Linked DNA regions of Homo sapiens: region 1 is linked to region 2. A link is an interaction called in ENCODE POLR2A ChIA-PET data of the cell type or tissue named here. Cell type or tissue: Panc1. All regions are shown on one strand. Links, peaks and the distances in the headings refer to the core of each region. The heading gives the core; the rest is flanking DNA.

Region 1 (9,494 bases), core at 619-8,618, 260 kb before region 2:
TCCTCCTGGTTCCGGATCCCAAATGTTTCCTTTCGAAACCACTGCCAAGGTGCTTGCAGGCCTCTTCCTGTTATCTTGCCTGTTCCCCACATACTGGCACCTCCCTGTGAGCAGGGCTGTTTTTCTTCTCTCTAGGGATCTGCCTTCTTTCTTCTTTCCTGTCTTCCAGGACCCTCTTCCCGCACCAGGAGAATCAGTGCTGCAGGGGAGATTGACTGAACCCTTCCCTGTTTAATGTTTTCTGGGAATGGCAGGGATAACGGAGTCCCGTTGGGTCTCATGGTCTCATACTGAGGAGGAGGAGGTGGCGCAGACCCTTTCCCTGACCGGATCTTGGTGGCTTACTCTGGTGTAGGCTCCCCCAACCCCAGCTCCTGGTACTTCTGCTCTGGTTGCCTCTGGGCAAGTTAACAGCTCTAGGCTGCTGTGCTGGAGCCCCTGGGGCGCTGGGTGTGGTGTGGGCAGCGGCAGGCAGCCCCTCTGTGATTCTCAACTTGGGCTTCTCACCGCACCTGACTGCCTGCTCCCCCACTTCCAGGTTCGTGTTTCTCCGGTTTGTGTTTCTCCGGTTTCCCTTGCACCTTCCCTTTCCTTCTCCCTCCCAATCCTCACCCAGCCCATTTATCCGAAGAGCTGGAGTCCTTCCAGAACGTTTCTCCTTTCCTGGGTCCTTCGGGGTTGGCAGCCCCCAGGTGGGGAAGGGGTGAGTGGAGAATGGGTCCTGGCTCTAGTGAGGCACCAGGTCTAGCTCTGGATCAATCGATGCTTTGGCTGCCACCTTGTGGCAGATACGGAGAACTGCAGGATTGGGGTCCCTGCGCTGAAAGTGGGATCTTCTGGAGAGGGAGGAGGAGATGATGGCAGAGGTGTACATTATGAGGGTAGCAAACCTCAGATTTCCAAATTGACATTGGGGTCTCCTAATTCCTGACTGACAGGGAAGTAGAAACCTGCCAAGTAGCAAGGACACTTAAGGATGGAGACAGAGAATTAAAACACTGTCCTTCAGTCTCAAACCTATTGTTCTAATCCTCCTTCCCTAAAACAAAAACAAAAACAAAAACAAAAACCCTAAAAGGGCAACAGCCTGAAACTGAAGCAGAAGGAGCTGAGGTCTGATCTGCAGAAGTTCCTGTAAGTCCCAAAGTGTATTTGGATGCTCTGCCTGTGACTGTTGCACGGCTTTTTCATAGCTCCTCTCCACCCCCAGTCAGTGAGTCTCCCACCTTCTCCAGGCTCCTTAATCCCATCATGCTCAGTTCATTGGTCCTATTCAGAAAATCCTAGGTTCCTTAGCCTTTCTACCCAATCCTGGGTTGTGCCTATGACCAAGATGCTGATCTGGGAAGTCCCTTCTCTAGTCTAACTCCAATTCTTCCTATAGCACTGGAAATGGAGAGAACCACCATGCAGCTATCAGAGCTGCAGATGGGAAGCTGGGACCCTAAGAAAGTGGGGAAGATGAGGAAGGTTCTGAGGGAGGGCGGCTCTGCCACAGTTTCTCCTGCCATCTTCCTCTCCCCTGCCCCCTTGGATCCTTGGAGATGAAGGGGATGCGACAGAGTGGCCCACCTCACTGGAGAATTCTCTCCACTTGGGCTCCAGGATTCATAGGTACTGGGGGAAAGCGGAACTTCTGAGTTCCAACCATGAGCCTTGTTATTCTCCTCTGTAGAGTGGGTATTGGGGAGAGTGAAGATGGGGGTATTTGTCTCTATCAGGCCTTCTGGTCTCACTTAAGAGTCCTTCTGAAGTGTTTTTCTTTCTTTCCACTTAAATCCCAGGCTCTCAGAAGCTCTTATAATGATTCTTGGAGCTCCTATATCACTCCCCCTCAGTCCAGCTCCCTTCTCTGGTGAGCCAAGGGTCACCAAATCCTCCCTGCCATTCTCTCTCTGCTTCCCCTGGCAGTTCTTGGAGATCTTGGCCAGGAGCCTCGGCTCTGCAGGTCCCGGCGCCCTCCCTCTGAGGTGCCATTCCTCCCCTGCCTCATTTGCTGCCACTGACCTTACTGAGTTAAATTAAAAAGCAATGTTCTGTGTGCGGCTCCAGCCCTGTGGAGCTTGACTCTGGGAAGACGAAGACAATTACTGGCCCCTCCATCTCCCTCTCATCTGGCTGCCTTATAATTTTTCCCCCCGCTGCCTGGTATGCAACATTTATGTTTTTAATAACACCAGAATGGTTTTGACCTTGGGAATTCATAGCAGAATGGGCACTGCAAGAGGCCCCGACGTGATTGGCGTTTGTCTCAGTCCTTTGCAGGGACAAGACTCTGGTGCCTCCTGGATTCTGGGGAAGGTGTGTAGGGGCTGCACCCCATGCGGTTTAAGAAGAAATCTCAAAAACCAGAGTGGACAAGGACATGGGAAGGGGGGAAACAGAGGGGGAGGGTGTTGTCTTTTTAGGTTTCCCCTGGAGGATGAAAGTTAGAATAAGGTGTTTGAGAGGTTGGGATGTTTTTCTCCTCTTGTTTTATAGGAGGAATCCTAGATTGGGGATGGCATGGAATACGTGTGTGTGGGGGGGCAATGGGGAAGGGGTGGTGTGTGATGCAAGTGTATACACACACTCAGGCCATCAGTGCACAAGCTTGCACATATACCCCCGACACAATTGGATCCATTTCTCCTCATTTACTCTCAGCTTCTCTAGCTCTTTAGCTTCAAGGAGAGTAGATAAAATGAGGACTAGCCAGAGGACTGAGGTCAGACTGTAAGTAGAACTTACCAGCTGAGAGTAAAGGGGGCAGGGACAGAGTCCTCTTCTGGCTTGTAGACAGATTTTCTTCCCAATCCCTCCTACCTTTCTTCCTTTCTCTTTTCTATGCCTACCTCCCTGGGTGGCTCAGCTTTTGAGATGAAAGGAGAACCAGTGGCAGCAAGAAGAATCTGGAGGAGGCATGGGTTGGTCAGCAGAGGGACGGGAGAGGCAAGAAGCAGTGGTGGGACCAGCTGAGGGGATGCCTGGGAAGAGAGAGCTGAAGATCACGTGCAGGCCCTCTCCTCCAGGTGTAAAGGGCTGTGGTAAGATGGACCAAGGTTAGAACTGGGAAAGGGCTTCTGTGTCTACAGCTTTGAGGAGTTTCTGGAACTCCAGTGAAAAGGCCAAATTATAAATGAAGAGAAGCTTCTTTTGCAGTTCAGAAAGTAGGAAGAGAAGGGACAGAGGGCCATGTACCTGAGGATGAGGGGTGCACAGCCAGGTAGCTACAGCACACATCTGTGTCCTGGGTTAACAGTCTTGTATGCACCAGTTCCATATGTAAACATATGGAACACAGTAGCTTTGGCATTGATTGTTTAAGCCAGGGATTTGAGATGCTGTCTGGTTGTGGCCTGTAGGGTATGGTTTTATTTCAGGAGCTGCAGCTGACACAATGGGAAGACCCCTGCGCAGAGAACCAAGAAGTCGTGGGTTCTAGTTCTAGCTCCAGTTATCAGCTGGGACCCTAGGGAATGTCACGGAGGAGCGTGGGTGTCATCTGCTATACCATGAAGGAAAAGCCACAGGGTCCTTCTGTGCCAGCAGCCCCAGTGCTAGGAGAACGAGAAATGGAAGGGAGGCTGAGGAGGGCGATGGCATTTCAGGGACTAGAGAGCTTGAGAAGGGATGCAAGGATTCCTGAATTCTGAAATTCATGGGTTTTTGCTCGAGCTAAAGACGTCCCCGGCCTAGGGCAGCCCAGCCTGGCCTTGCCTGGATTCCAGACAGCATCCAGGGCCGACGTCTGGATCTGTAGGGAGCGCTGTTCTCTGCCGCCCTCCTGTGGCCGCTGAGCCCTTCGCAGATCGCTGCTGAGAAGATTCCGCTCCTCCGCAGAGCCGCGTTCCTCGCCCCCTGGTGGAAATTGCGTATATTACAAGAAGCGATCTTGGGTTTCTAGCCGCAGCTTTCCCCCAACAGTTTCCCTAGTTTTGGAGGCATTCACAACCTCTTCAAAGCTGGGAAGGTCTTCCGGAGATTTAACACTCTATACCTTTGCCTGAAGTTTTAAGTTCTGGTTTTGGAAAGTGGATAGTGGAGACAAGGGGCCGAGATTGAACAGAGGGCAATTTCTCTTCTTCCTCTTTGGGTTTCAGCCTACAACCCTGTATTCCTAGGGTCACTCAGAGTTTTAAAATCAGGGTCTGGTGACATTCCTGGAGAAAATGGATCTGGAGCAGACCAGGCATTGTGCTTCTGGGCTTCTTGGAAGTTGCACCTGAGCGCAGTCCGTCAGTGTCGGCAGGGAGATGGATTGGCAGGAGCCAGGAGGCAGGAGGCAGGCATGATGGAGGGAGATGGCATATTTGACAGATGCTGACAGGGCTCGTTATTTGCTAGCTTTGGAATCCCCTCCCACCCACCAGGCTGCCCTTGGCCCTCCCCTCCCTGCACTCAATGCTCATTAGTGATTGCCTGTCTTTGGGGGAGAAACCCAGTGGGCCAAGCTCCGTGGGGGTGGGCAAGGGAGGGAGAGGAAGAGGAAGAGGAAGGGGCAGGGACACAAGGCAGATGCTGGATAAGTCGTGGTTGGAATGACTGGGATTTGGAGCTGAGATTTGATGATTACTGGGATGCTTGGCAGGTGTAGCTGGGGATATTGTCCAGGGGCCAGATACTGAGTTACTGGGGGTGGTGGGTCGGGAGGCATATTAAAAGGAATTGAGTTCCACTGATTTAGGCACTGATTTGGGGAGAACTGATAAAATAGGAGCTGACCATTTTACTGGGGACTTACTATGTACAGGGTAGGTCTACAGGTGCTATGAGGGGATAAAAGACGCACTCCACCTATTTCCTGCTCCCCTTCCTGTGTTTTGAGACCTGCCACATCTCCCTGCACTTGTTGCTCCATGTGTGTCTGAGGGGTGCAAGGTGCTGCCGGGCTGGGGATGTGGAGACAACTCTCCCAAGCAGTTTGTGACCTTCCCACACCCCCTTCCAGTAAAGCTCCTCCAGTCGGCTTCCCACCTCTCCTCATTCCTTTTCTCTTAGAATGTACAAGACATGTAGATATCTGGGTGGGAGAGGGGGCCCTTGGGTGCCCTCCCAGAATTTCCAGTGGCTCCCAGTGGAGGAACTGGGTTGGGGGCAGTGGTAAGCCATACTATCCCGAGAGGCCAGGGGAGCAGGCAGGGAGGGGATCTCCATTTGGAGTGTGGAGAATGTTCGATGAGGAGGAGAATGCTGCAGTCAGAGACCGCGCTGCATCCTAATCAGCGCTGCGGAGGCTGCACCGCGGGCCGTCAATCTTCCACACAAAGGGCCGCCCGCCCTCTTCCCTCTCCAAGCCCTCCGCGCCAGCGCCCCCCCAACTCCATCCCCAACACTGCGGGGCAGGAAAAGAGGCAGAGAAGGGGGGAGATGACGGACACACAGACAGGGACAGAAAGACCCAGTAAATTGAAGCCAAGATGGACAGAGTGGGACCCATAAGGCAGAGTGGGTCCCAGCACTCTGGAGATGAAGAGAGACGGACAGAGGGAACAGAGACACTGCCGAGTGGAAAGGGAAAGACAGAGGAGAGACAGACCTAGAGACAGGACAGAGCCAAGACAGAGGAGCATCCAGAGAGCAGACAGAAAGATCGAAGACTCACACAAGGCCAGAGCCACCCAGAAACCAGCCATAGCAGAGCAGTCACGGACACAGAGGCATGAGAAGGTCCCAGGCCCAGGGAGAAACTGAAAGCCATGTACCCCGAGCCAAAGGCACACTGACCCAGGGCCAGGACCAGGGCCAGGGCCAGGGCCGATAATATACCAGAATGTATCAGTAGACTGAGAGAAGCAGAGAAGGGGAGGGAGAAGATGGGTTTCCAAGGAGAAAGGAAATGAGAGTGATGGTGGGGAGGCAGTAAGAAGGGTCAGGTAGAGGTTGCAGGGGGTGAGATGGGGATTCTGGGTTGAGGGCTCTGCTGGCCTTCCAGGGCCTGGGACTCAGGTGGGCGGGGAGGCCTATATGTGTGAGTGTGTATGGGTGTGTGTGTGTTGTGTGTGTGTGTGAGCAGGAACCTGGCAATTCCAAGCTCTTCAAAATGCCAGAGTTGTCTGGTGCTGAACCAGACAGCCACACACCCTCCCTCTGCATGGACAGCTTGGAGCAGTTATGGTGGGGTGTAGGGGAGAGAACAGAAGAAAGATGGAAGTTAGAGAAAGACTGAGAAAGAAAAAGAATGGCAGAGCCCCAGCAGAGATCAAGGGGAGAGAAAATGATATTGAAAAAGGGAGTAGAGAAATTGGCAGAGGACAGTCAGAGAAAGACAGAGGTGGAGAAAGAAATATGATGGAGGCAAGAAGTGTGTGTGTGTGTGTGTATATATATATATAAAAGACAGGGAGCAGAGAGTGCCTCTAACTGCAGGAGGGCGAGAGGGGCACGGAGAGAGAGGGGGCTGTTGAGAGGGAGGCAGACTAAGGGGAAATGGGGAGGGAAGGCAGGCAGGGCACCTATCTACCTGGAGATGCTGGGCTGGAATCAACCCAGCATCATGTTTACCTGATGAAACAACCCTGCAGTGAGTTGGGGAGGCAATCAATGAGTTTTTCTTTCTTTCTTTTTTTTTAGGGTGACCCTGTCATTTTCTTTAAGTACAAAGAACCTATTCCAATGCATGCTATCTCCTTTAACATAGCAGGTTTCAGCAACTGCTGCAGGTGCCTGGGTCATTCCTGGCAATTTCTCTTTGGGGATCACCTTTAGAGCCTGCAGTATAGCTCTGAGCATCTGCACCAGAGGCAAATTTGTATCCTTTAGGGGTAGATCTAATTTTTGAAAACAGCCTAAGTGTTAGCAATCAAGGCTGGAGAGTCAGGTGAGGACCCAGCTGGGGAGCAGTATTTCCAGTTAAAAAGAAGGTGAAAATGGGAAGACATAGAGGAGGGTGTGCCCTCCTCCAAAGTGGCTCTGAAAGGCAATCCTGAAGGGGAACCTTGCAAGATATGACAGAAGGAGATCTTCCAGTGGCTGCTTGAGGGCCAGTTTCATTTTTCTGTCTATTAAAACTGGGCAGTAATGTTCCCAGGAGCATTCACAACCTGGCACTGGAGGGATGAGGCCTGGCATCTGATGATCTTGGGCACAGTGGTGCTGGCCTTGGGGATCTTACAGTCATCCTCCCTGCCAACATTATGTTTATAGGTGCAAAGTTACCCCGTTGACATTCACCACAGCAAAGATCAACAAGTGCAAATGACTAGGGCAAATTCAGAATCCAAGCCAGTTAGTTCATCAGGGAAGGCTGCTAGGAGTGGGGGAGTTAGAGAGGTGTGCAAAGAGAAACCCAACAGGGCATGCAATAGATTAGGAGAAGAGCAGGAGTACCTCTGGCTGATGGTGCTGAGGCAGGTGAGCAAACCACAAATGAGGCTGTGGACAGCTTTGCTAGCCTGGAGCAACGAGCTGGATTCAGGAACCAGCATGAAGGGGAATGGAAGGGGGCAGGTTTTGAAGTCAGGCTGGGTGATCTGAATTTGCTGAGAGAAACTGGGGCCCAATGGGGATGCACTAACGTGTCAGGTAGAGTGTGTGAGTGTGTGTGTGTGTGCACTCACACTTGTCTGGATAGGTGTGTACTTAAGTTTGCATGTTTTTTTCTGTGTGCGTGTGTAGGGGCATATACATCCAGGTGGCTTTGTGCCATGTGGCTTTGTACCCCAGGCTCTTGTCTATCCATCTGTGTGACTGGCATGTGGCTATGCCTGAATGCGTTTGTTCATTTGTGTGTTTCCATGTGGTCATGTGCGAATGGTATCTCAGTTGCTTTTTGTGTATTTTACTTGGCTACGTGTGGCGAAGGGCAGCGTGTGTGTTTTGCGCGCGTGTGTGTGTGCGTGCTCGTGTCTGCAGGAGGAGTGGGGCCGGCAGGGAGCCCTGGCTACCCAAGCATTGCCGTCTGTCTCTCTCCCTCCACTGGCTCCATCTGCCGTCGCTGAGGTCGTGACAAGGAGGCAAACAGCAAAACGGCAAACAGCTACGGCGGGAGAAACAAGAACATTGTAAGCCCCGCGCAGACTGTCCCTGTGGAGGAGAAAGGCACATGAGCAGCCAAAGGGACGGACACTCACACACACACACACGCACACACTCACTCCTGCGCACACAGGCTGCTCCGCGGACACGCTTCACGGAGCAGGTGTGCCCACGCGCAATACCCTCCTGGCCCACAGGCCTCCGCACGCACAGGACACACACACACACTCTCTCCTGGCCTCCCTCCCGCCGCCCCTCCTCTGAGCCCTGCGGCCCGGCCTTCCGCACCTCCCAACGCCTGCAGGGGTTGGGGGCGCTGGGGCTCGGGGCGCTCACTCGGACCTCGGAGCCAATCGCCAGAGATCTAATGGCTCCTTTGGCAGTGGGAAGGGGTGTGCGTGGGTGTCCTCTCCTTCACTCTTTCCCCAGCCCTGTCGCCTCCCACCCCCCTTCCGGCCGCGGCAGTTTCCGAAATCGCCCGGCGGCCGCGAATTCATTAGTGGGGGGCGGATGTAAACGCAGCGCGGTGGAACGTTTTAATTAGGCCTGAACAATAAACAAGCTAAACGAGGCGCGCAGGACTCCCTGGTGGGCCCTCAGCCTCCTCCGCGCGGCGCGGACTCATTACGGCTGCAGCCAATTTCATGCCAGCGCCGAGCACTGGCTGGGCCGGGAGTGGGGTCGGGGGTGCGTGCGGGTGCGATCCGGGCCTGCAGGGTGCGGAGCGGGGGCGTCCCGGGGCGAGGGCAGCGGGCCGGTTCCCGCCCGCCCGGGGCCGCGGCTTCCGCATTTCTGCACCATCCACCTGCCTTTTTCAGTGTCCTTGAGATGACGCTCCCTCCCCACACCAGAGCGGCCGGCTGGAGAGTCTAGCTTGCTTTTTAGGGTCTCTCTCCCGCCTCTTTTCCTCCCCCGCTCCCTCTCTCCTTGCGGCTGACTCCAGCTCCCCCTCGGTGCCCGTAACCCTCCTTTCCTCTTTTTGCCGCAGTCTCCGTCTCTCTTCCACAGGGTCTCTCCCTCCCCCTCTCCCCGTGGTTGTCAGACTTTCTCCTGGACTTTCTCCGCCCCGCACCGCCCGCCCCGGATGCCGAGCGTGGTAGACTCTGCAGCCGGGCTCCTCGCTGCCCGCTGGCGCTGCCTACACCCCCTTGGGCTCCCCTCCAAGGTCCCCTCCGCTCGCCCCTCTCTGCCCGCTGCCGCCGCCGCCGCCGCCTTCCAGGCCTCTCTCCACCCTCTGTCTCTTTCTGCCTGGGTTCTTCCTTTGGGCCGTCTACCCTCGGGTTTCAGGTTGGGCATTGCTCCCGCACCCTACTAATTGGGGCTCTTCTGGACCGATCCAACCAGCGAAGTCGAATTTGGCTCGTGTCCTTCTCTCCCTTTTTTGCGAAGCTGCAGACACTGCTTGCTGGCCCTCCGGCTCTGCCGGGACTTCCCTGGTTCTAGGTGGCGGTGGGTCTGTGGCTAAGTTTGAATCCCAGCCCTGGGCCTCACCATGTGAGTCTTAACCTGGGCTTGCTCAGCTGTAAAATGTAGGAAAT
Region 2 (9,494 bases), core at 605-8,604:
GGGTGAGGGCCCAGGCTGGATTCTTGCCTGGCGGCATTGGTGCTTTGGTGCTTCCAGGGATGGCTGGGAAAGAAGGCTGGGAGGGGGCGTGTGACTAGGAGGAAGGCCAGGCAGGCCTCAGGGAGCAGGACAGGCACTGGGGACTGCAGTGGAAGAAAAAGAAGAAAAACACAGTGAGAGAGAAGAGATGGGACATGGAAGGAGAGAGGAAAGAAAAGAAGGAAGAAAGGAAAGGAAGGAGGGAAGGAGAAAGATGGCAAAGCCAATACAATCAGAATTAGATGTAGTTTCTACTTCTCAATGCAGTCTCAGCTCCTCGATCCCCTTCTCCTAGTTCTTTTCTTCCCAATCTCTGTCTCCCCTACTCTGGTGTTTAGTTTGAATGTTTGTCTGGGGGTGACTGGGTCACGCTGTGCAGCTGCAGCATTTCTGGGGGATGGTGTGCCCAAGGCCCAAGGAAGCTGGCCAGAGATTAGCCAGGAGTGGGGTGCTCCCTGGTGGCCGTGGGACCCCAAGCGCAAAGATGTGGGGATGTGTGTGTAACAGTCCGGTGGGGCTGATCGGCTGTACTGCACCCCAGGGCGCCTTCCTAGAACCAGCAGTTTTAATCTGCTAATCAGAAGCAGACACAAGCTGCCGGGTATGCCTCGGCCCAGCGCCCCCTTTCTCGGAAATCCCCCAATCTGGAAACTGTTAAAATCAGACTGCTTGAAATATAGTCATTTAATATCTCAAGCTGCCCATTCTGCCAAAGGTGCAGGGTGTCGCTCTGAATATTTGGGGAGATACTCCGTGAAAAAAAATAGAGACCCAGCCCATGTGCTGCTCCCCGTAGCATCACCTTACAGGATGGTGAGACACTTGTAGGGACCAGCCCCTTCCCCATCATTTGAATCTCCTACTCTCTCCTTCTATTAAAACTCCAATGTCGGTGGCTGGAGGAGGGTAGGAAGGGGTGAAAATTTTGTTTCGATAATACTGGGGGGCAATCAAGTCGCAACAAGGGACTTCGCAGTCGCTGAAGCACCAGCTCCTCTTTCGAGCTTAGGAGACCGCCTCCCCAATTCCAGAAGCATTGTTTTCTTGGTCCATTTGAAAGGTGTTTTGCCTATAGTTTTTCTCCTTCCTCACACCTCTCTTTGGCCATTTTGCTGTTCTGGAACTCTGACTCCTGTTCCCCACCCAGTGGAGGCCAAGACACCCCTCTCTCCCCTGGTCGGGAGCGCTGGGATGCGGGCTTCTCTCCCAGACCGAGAGCGGCGTTTCCGGGCTTCCACCCCGCCCCTGCTCCCAGGCCCTGTCGCCTCCCCTCAGCGTCCATCAGCGCGGCCTGCTTCCTGCAGCCGGCCTGAGCGGCCTTACTGCGGGCAGGAAGGAGGGCCGCGGGCTTGGAGGACCCTGAGGAAAGCATGGGATGCAGAACAGGCCCACCCGGCCCGGCCCACTGTTCAATCCCAGCCCAGCCTGCAGGTCAGGATTGGAATCATTTTTTATTCGCTATCATTTACGAATTAACAACACAACACGCATCTGGGGAAAGAAATGAAAGCTGGGGGTAGAGAGGGGCTAGCAAACGCCCTCTTCCCCTAATCTTCCCCTCCCACCTCTCCTCTGCTCCTTTGTCAGAATCACAAAACCCTAAAGATTGTTCCACTTGAGAAGGCAGCGGATAGGTACATTTCCGCAGCCCCGAAATGCCACTTTTATGGCGCTGTTTGTCTCCCTGTTCTGGGTTCTCAATGGGGCCGAACAAAACAGCAGCGCGGAGCTGGCTAGACGTCTGGGCTTAATTGTTTTATGGTTTAAATAAGGTGGACACTTTCCTTTGAAATCGGATTATAGGAATGTTTTGTCTATGGCCCACGGAGAACAGGACCTCACTGGCTGAGAGGGAGAGGTGGAGAGCGCGCGCGCGAGAGGGATGGGCTACAAACCAGGGGTCAAACAGCCTGGAGAAGTCCGAGTCCCACCCCAAAGTCCTGCAGGCGGCGGCGGAATAGTCGGTGCGGGGCCAGCATCAGGGTAAGAGGAGGGAGGACTTTAGGGTGCGCGCCGCGGGCAAGCCGTCGTGGGAGCCTCGGAGCGTGCATCCGCGTTCGCGGAGATGTTCCAAGCCCAGAAATGCGCCTGAATGGGGGGAGATCGCGGCAGTTGCTTTGCTTAGAGTCTCTTAATTGGAGAAGGGAGGGTAACAAAAAGAGAAAACAGTGTGGAACCTTTCACAAGGTTTTATTTCAAGAACTTAGAAAACAAAAGAACAGCAGTCCTGGGGCAACTCCCAGGGAATCTCTCTCTTGAGCACCCATCTGGAGGTTCCTTCCTCCCACTTCCCACCTTTGGGGCAAGCCTGGGACCTCTTGTTAGCTTTTTCCCAGCCGGACTGCATTGGACCAAATGGACGCGAGGTGGCGCTGTTGCTCAATGTTAGAGGCGGCGGTGCCCCGGGCCGCCCTGGCCGCACTGACATTTGAGGCCCGGCCCGCAGCCGCTGCAAGAAGGCCCCGCGCCTCGGCCGGCCCGGCCCCACTGGCTCTGAGCAAATCAATCCTCTCACCTGCGAGGTGTAAATAATTCGCGAGTGGCAGCGGGAGATGGGCCCTCGATCTGGCAGCGGGCTCGGAAGGCTCAGGAGGGCAGGCATTAAAAATAATCGCTTTGTGGAGGAGATAAGTGCAAAGCAGGCAGCGCGTAATTAACACAAAAAGGCAGAATGACCCGGACAAACGAACATAAATCCGTGGTACCTATGAGGGCGGTGCAGGCCTCGGGGAGAGGGACAGAGACGGCCTCGGCGAGGATGGCTGCTTTCGGTTCCTTTATTTCCAGGCTCGGGGAGCGAAATAAACCAGATAACGTGTAAAAGAAAGCAAACAAACAAATGAAAGAACGGTGAGGGATCCCCAAAAGGGGAAACCAAGTCCGGCCAGGGGTTGCGGGACTGGTGGGCTCTCCGGGCAGGCGGCGGTGGCGGCACACTCGGGACAGTCGCATTCCAAGACACAAAGCCCCGGAAGAATAGCTCTCTGGCAGGGTTTTCGCTGGACCATAAAATGTCGAAATATCCCCCCACCCCACCCCCTAAATGATAAGGCGCAGGCCCCAGAGCGGATCCAGCCCTCTGGGCCTCCTTTTTCCAGGCTGGGAAGAGAAAGTATTTATGACAGTCTCCAGTGACCCAGATGCTGGGAGCCCAGAGTCCACTCTGTTCATCGCAGCACCCGAAGAGCAGGCTCAGAAAAGGCAGGGCTGGAGCCAAGGCTGAAGCGAGCTGTGGTACGGGTAGAGACGCCCTGTCCTGACCCCTACTGTTCTGGACCCTAGGGAGGCCTGCAGCCCTGGCACAGCCCTCTTCTGACCCTTCCCTCGTGCTGCTCCAATGCCAGAGTTCTGGGTGTCTAAGAGTTTGGGCAGCTCCTGAGATGGGGGTGGGATTCCCCAAATGCAGGGGATCCTGGAGGGAGCTCTTGCTGCCTGCACCAGTGAATCTCCTTTGGGAATTTGACAGAGAGTGGCCATTTCCCCAGCAATTACTTAGATAATAGGGGGACTGGGTTGGGTGGGAGGAGGTGTTCATTCTCTCTAAACCATCCTGCCCTGAACCGCCATTCCTTCTTCCATCTCCAGAGCTGGGCTCCGGATGGGGAAGGAAAAGGTCTGGTTGCCTAACCACCTCCTTCCTCATCCAACCCTGAAACCCCCAGGATGTGGAAGAAAAACAGGTAGCATTTTGCTTTCATAATGCAAAGACCTAAAGATGCATCTGTGTTTGTCAGGCATGTATGCATGTGTGCCTGGGTGTGCACATGTGCGTACAGTGTCTGTGAGGTGGCAGGGATGCTTCCAGGCATGTGTGTGCTAGTTTACACTGAGCATGGACTTGATGTGTCTCAGGGTGAAAAGTAGCACGTACAGTGTGTGTGTGTCCTGAGTGTGCTCTAGGATTTCCTGGGTGTAACAGCCTCACACCCTGGTGAGGGAGAGGACTGGAAAAATAATTCTTACTCATCTTTTTCATTCATATGCACACAGCATGCATGTATTCTCACCTTCTCCCTTTTTCTCTCTGTCTGTGTTAAGCCCAAATCACTGTACACACTTATGGCCAGAGAAGGGTGCTGATGGACTAAGGTTCTTTAATCCATTAGAATTAACTTGAACGTATTCAGTCTTGGGGATGGGGGAACCCTCCAGAGAAAGTGTGGATAAATATTTAAAGAGTGTCTGTTGATAGTTCCCATCCACATCCTGGCCTGGGCAGCCTGCCTGGGGAAGAGGGAGCTGCAGTGAAGCCAGGGGCCCCACCAGGCTGAGCTGGCATTTCCTATGGCATGGGGGTATGTGGGGACAAGTAAGAGGCCTGCTCCAGTCCCCTCCAACTCAGATGCAAATAGTCTCCTAAGAAGAAATGTCCTGAATCAGCCCAGCTAGAAACCAGGGACACACAGCTGCCCTTTCCTTTTAGTCTCCATAAGCAGCTTTGCTCTCAGAGCCCCTAGCCAAGCTTGTGGCCATTGCCTGGGTTTCCTGCTCCATGCAGGGGCTCGTGTCTGAAGGGGCAGTGTGGCCCTGACTGGGTATATGGAGTTTTCCCCAGCCCCACCTCCTCTGACCCTCTCCTCTACCCATAGCAGGTAGCAAGAGAGTCTCCTGGATCTAAGGAAGAAGACAGAACAGCTTCGGACCCTGGGGAGGGGCCAGGGGATGGAGGGTCTGATGCCTGAAGTATTTGGGAGTATGGTGTGCTTGTTCCTCCTCAAAGTCTCCAGACTTAGGGACCCCCTAGGAAGCCCATCTTTTGGGTTAGGGGCCCTGCTCTGGCTTGCAGGTATTCATCCCCTTGGAGGTCTTATACCTGTTGAGGTAACCTGGGTTGACCTGCTGGCTCAGGTATCTCTCTCTCTCTGAGAAGAAGGAAAAGAGAAGCGAGGCTGGGGGCGAGAGGCACCTTCACATCTAAATTCGTACCCTGGAAAACTGGCCCCAGCCATTAGCTGGGGCTGGCTCACCACCCCCCTACACACACCACACACCCCCATCCCTCCCCCTCTCCTCCCCTCCCCTTCCTCCAGGTCCCCCCAGCCCTGTACCCCTCAACCCCCGCCATCTCTCTCTCTCTCTCTCTCTCTCTCTCTCTCTCTCTCTCTCTCTCTCTCTCTCTCTCGCCTGTCTTCATGTCGTGGATTGATGAACGCGAATCGCGTGTAAGCGCCGCCACCGCCGGGAGTCTGAGGAATTCGCCTGGGCTGTTAGAGGAAAGAGCTAAGTGAGAGAGCGCGAGCTCTACCTACCGACAGTGAGGAGCGCCGCCGCCGCCGCCGCCGCCCGCTCGCCGCCCGCCGCCGCCGCCGCCCGCGCCCCAGCCCCGGGAGCTCTGCTGATCCGGCCGAGCTCAGCACCGAGGCGCCCCCCAACCTGCCCAGCCCCCAGCCCACCAGCCCAGCCCAGTCCCGGGGAGCCAGCTGGCCTGGGGTTCGGTCCCGGGGGGAGGGGAGTTTCGGGGGTACTGGGCGGGGTACTCGTGAGCCAGAGGGGAGGGGGCCGCGGGTTTTCATGTACCCAGCATGAGCTCCTACTTCGTCAACCCCCTGTTCTCCAAATACAAAGCCGGCGAGTCCCTGGAACCGGCCTATTACGACTGCCGGTTCCCTCAGAGCGTGGGCAGGAGCCATGCGCTGGTGTACGGGCCCGGCGGCTCGGCGCCCGGCTTCCAGCACGCTTCGCACCACGTTCAAGACTTCTTCCACCACGGCACCTCCGGCATCTCCAACTCAGGCTACCAGCAGAACCCGTGCTCGCTTAGCTGCCACGGAGACGCCTCCAAATTCTATGGCTACGAGGCGCTCCCCAGACAGTCCCTTTATGGGGCTCAGCAAGAGGCGAGCGTGGTGCAATATCCCGACTGTAAATCCTCCGCCAACACTAACAGTAGCGAAGGACAAGGCCACTTAAATCAAAACTCGTCTCCCAGCCTCATGTTTCCATGGATGAGACCCCACGGTGAGAAGCCTTTTCTCTTTCCCCCTTGGTCTCCCGCGCTCCAGGGTTTCCCCCCCTCCCTCGCCTCCTTTTTGTCTGCCCTCGCTTTTTCTCCTGGCTTTGGGGTCTCTCCCGCCCCACCCCCGTGCCTGTGCCTGGGTGGTTTTCTCGAAGTTGGGAAGGCTCCGCTGGGGCGGGGCAGGGAGGGGGTGCCTAGAACATTTAGGGGATTGGGGTGAAGGTGAGAGAAAGCTGGTGTGTGGCCGCAAAGGGTTAAAAATCGTTTTCTCCATCTCTGTCTGTCTGTCTCTCTCTGACTCTCCCACTCCCCATCTCTAAAGTCAAAGTTGGGGAGGTGGCTGGGAATGGTACCCTGAGTACCCTGAGACTGTCAGCCTTTGGAACAAACCAGTTTCTCCAGAGGCAGGGAGCCTGGAGTCCAGGACACTGGCCAGGCTGTCTTGGGGCAAAGGGAGACAGACCCCTGTTGCTCTGCCCTAGCCAGAGTGTGGTGAGACTCTAAGGACAGGCTCTCTGGCTCTCTAGGGCACCCATAACCTCCTCTCAGAGAACCAGCCTGAGGGCCACTACCCCAACTTTTTTATACTTCCCCCAGTTGGGAGAAGACGGGGGAGCCTGAGAGGAGGGGGAAAAAAGAGTGCTCAAAAGGAGAGAGGCCATAGAGATTAGGGGTTCCTGAGGTCCAGAAGACCCTAGCCGCCCCCCCAATCAAGGACTTGTGGGGTCTCCCTGAGACCTGCAGAGTAGCTTAGGTCATGAGCCCCTCCAAGGGTGGCCCCTCATGGCCCAATTTCGAAGTACAGGGGGAAGCGATAAAGCGACAAGTTCCGGCGGGGATGGCCCATGATTTATTTGCTGGTCTCCAGTTAGCAATCAGGCGGAGCGGTGACACATTCCAGCAGATCAATTATTTTTCTTATTGGAAAAGCATTAGGCAGAGAGAGACAAGGAGAGGGCAGTGGGCAGAGCCCCTCTTCTTTACCCCCAGCTTTTTTTCCTTTCTTTTGGAAACAGTCTGTCCCCAGCCTCGCTCACTAAATGCCCTGCTGCACTTGTAAACAAAGCTGCAAAGGCCAGTTCCTAGGATTACAGGCCTGGTGGGGGGGATTCTACAGGGCTCCCCAGCCCCTGAAAGGCCCCAGTTTCCAAACAGACCCTAGCCCCCACCCCCACCCCACCTCCCAAGGTGAAGCCAAACAAAAACAATCCCCCAACTTTTCTGCCCTTGTCTGCCTTCTGCTCTAGCCTTTTCCATAGAGGGGAGGCGAACTGAGGAGATCAGAGAGGGGAGTTTAGAGTAGGAAGAGTGGCAAAGGAAAACCAAGCCCCCATCCAAACGTAACCAGACTGGGGTTTTCTTCTGTCCAGCTCCGGGGAGGCGCAGTGGACGGCAAACTTACAGCCGGTATCAGACCTTGGAACTAGAAAAGGAGTTTCTCTTTAATCCTTATTTGACACGAAAACGTCGGATTGAAGTCTCTCATGCCCTGGGACTGACCGAGAGACAAGTGAAGATCTGGTTCCAGAACCGAAGGATGAAGTGGAAAAAGGAGAACAACAAGGATAAACTGCCGGGAGCCCGAGATGAGGAGAAGGTGGAGGAAGAAGGAAATGAGGAAGAGGAGAAAGAAGAGGAGGAAAAGGAAGAAAACAAGGACTAAGCAAAAAAGAAAGACCCCCCCCCCCTTAGCAACTCCCTTGAAGTTTCGTTTTATGGTAGCAGATAAATTGAGAAGTTTACGACTGTCATTTGCTTTTATAGAGAATAGAATGACACTCACAACTCTAACTACCTGTCAGATACTTGCAGCTCTGGTTTTATTACCTTTGGACTTCCCCCACTCTTTATTTGTTTGGGGGCTGGAGGGGGGAGACGGAGAAACAGTGAAAAGTTCGGACTCTCTGTCTCACTCCTTGCCCCACACACACTTGTCCCTGCCCCCACCCTTCTGAGTCCTTCCTGGATTTTAAGGTCTGAGACCTGGCCTCCGTGCTCCTCGGTCTGTCTCTCACCACACTCCCACCTCCCTGCTTCTCTGGTATTTATTTTAGAGGGGAGCCCCCTCGAAATGCAGAAAAGGACTTGTGGTTTTGTTTTTATGCTAAGGCTAGTGTACTAGATGTACTTTTTCTAAAAAGGAAAGGACAGAAAAAAATGAAGAAAGGAAAGGAAGACAAATGTAAAGAAATAAGGAAAAAAGCAAGGAATATCCCCTCCCCCTCCCCCTCCCCCTCCCCAGGGCTCCCTGCTTAGAAAAACCCCCTTGACTTTCTCTAGGAACCTGATGGAAACCTGAAGGAGATGTGGGTCTTTCCCCTCCCCCCATTTCCAGAAGGGTAGATAGGAGCCTGCAGTCGCCTCTAAAATCCTACCTAACCATCCCATGGTCACTCGGGCCCATGCCTTCCTCTCCTTCGCTGTTTGATTTCTATTCTGTTGGGCCCGCCTTCCTCTGAGCTGCATTAGTGTTAGTGCTCAGAAATCACCATAATCACGAAAATAATAATAATAAATCTTTAACATACTACCTAAAGGGAACCTGCAATAATCTTGAAAAAGAAAAAGAGAAAAATTTTAAAATCCTGCTATAGGAGAAAAAAAGAGAAAAAAATAAAAATCAAAAAAAAAAAAAAGAAAGAAAGAAACCTCCAGCGTATTTTATCACTACCTATAGAAAGAAATCCTGCTTTGAGAGTATTTGTAATGCGGTTTTGTTGTCGTTTGTTGCTGCTTATTTCACTAAGAAAACCCAACAACTGAGACTGCCTAGCCCGCCGGTCCTGTGCGCTTTTATTGTGCTTCTAACCCCAGTAGAGTAGAACTAAATTGCACTGAATGTATAGTTAACTCTGTCTTGAATTCTCTGTTTATGCAATGTGCTCGAAAGAAAAAAATGTTAAAAATATATCTATAATAATAATTTTTTGTCATTTGTCTTTATGTCCAGCTATGAATGTAGATTTTGTGTCCCGACAGCCCTGTTCCTGGTCCAAGTACTTTGTATTGTATACGTGAGTCATAATAATAAAAAGAAGAAGAAAAATAATAGAAGCTGGAATGACTTGCTTTTTCTCCACAGCTCTTCCCTATTCTCTACCTTCTCTCTCCTTATCCCCCTGTCCAACTCTCTGGAAAAGGTCTGCTTCACTGCTCTGGCTTTGGGGTTCAGAAACTCACGTGGAGAGAAGCCTGGGAATTGAGAAAGCATGCTGGCCTGGGAGGGCAGGTGAAAGGGGTGAGGGGTTGAGAGGAGGAAGAAAAGGAGCAGTCCATTGGTTGAGAGAGTAAGGAGTCTATAGGTATGCCCTTGGGGGAATCTTGGCTCCAAACAAAGTGGGTTTCCAGACGCCAGGATCCCAATGGGAAGAAAGATTTCCTCACTCATCCACCCTCCTCCTCCTCAGCCTTGGGCTGGGCCCAGACAAAGAATCTGCCCTATGCAACTATGACTTTTTCTTCCAGGGTCTGGGGCTGAGGATGAGATAGTGGGATTCCT

What was found. Peaks named below come from ENCODE experiments on the same cell type or tissue, not always from the same donor. Only the 100,000 strongest peaks of a DNase experiment are listed, where the experiment ranks them.
Region 1: POLR2A ChIA-PET joins it to region 2 with 17 read pairs; 6 of 35 experiments call an interaction of 5 or more read pairs at or near these places.

The regions. Positions count from the first base shown.
Region 1 is chr12:53,743,009-53,752,502 of GRCh38, forward strand. It overlaps CISTR (chondrogenesis-associated transcript), which reads right to left and starts at 8,971. Exons shown (of 3, transcript NR_186108.1): 1 at 8,766-8,971; 2 at 7,309-7,957; 3 at 3,329-3,840. All of the region lies in intron 1 of LOC105378250 (a long non-coding RNA gene), which reads left to right. RefSeq lists enhancers at 481-1,027, 4,729-5,257, 5,258-5,785, 7,346-7,934 and a silencer at 8,551-8,820. In Panc1, for the core only: CTCF peaks have their summits at 784 (motif pointing left), 984 and 3,803 (motif pointing left); DNase peaks (open chromatin) are centred at 793 and 3,813; H3K4me3 peaks cover 890 bases; H3K27ac peaks cover 636 bases; H3K27me3 peaks cover 607 bases.
Region 2 is chr12:54,003,724-54,013,217 of GRCh38, forward strand. HOXC8 (homeobox C8) reads left to right here and starts at 5,262. Exons shown (of 2, transcript NM_022658.4): 1 at 5,262-5,997; 2 at 7,366-9,046. The coding sequence starts at 5,562. The coding sequence ends at 7,658. RefSeq lists a silencer at 2,369-2,438 and an enhancer at 2,669-2,748. In Panc1, for the core only: CTCF peaks have their summits at 711, 2,401 (motif pointing right), 2,623 and 5,300; no DNase peak of the experiment used is centred there; H3K4me3 peaks cover 7,850 bases; H3K27ac peaks cover 7,504 bases.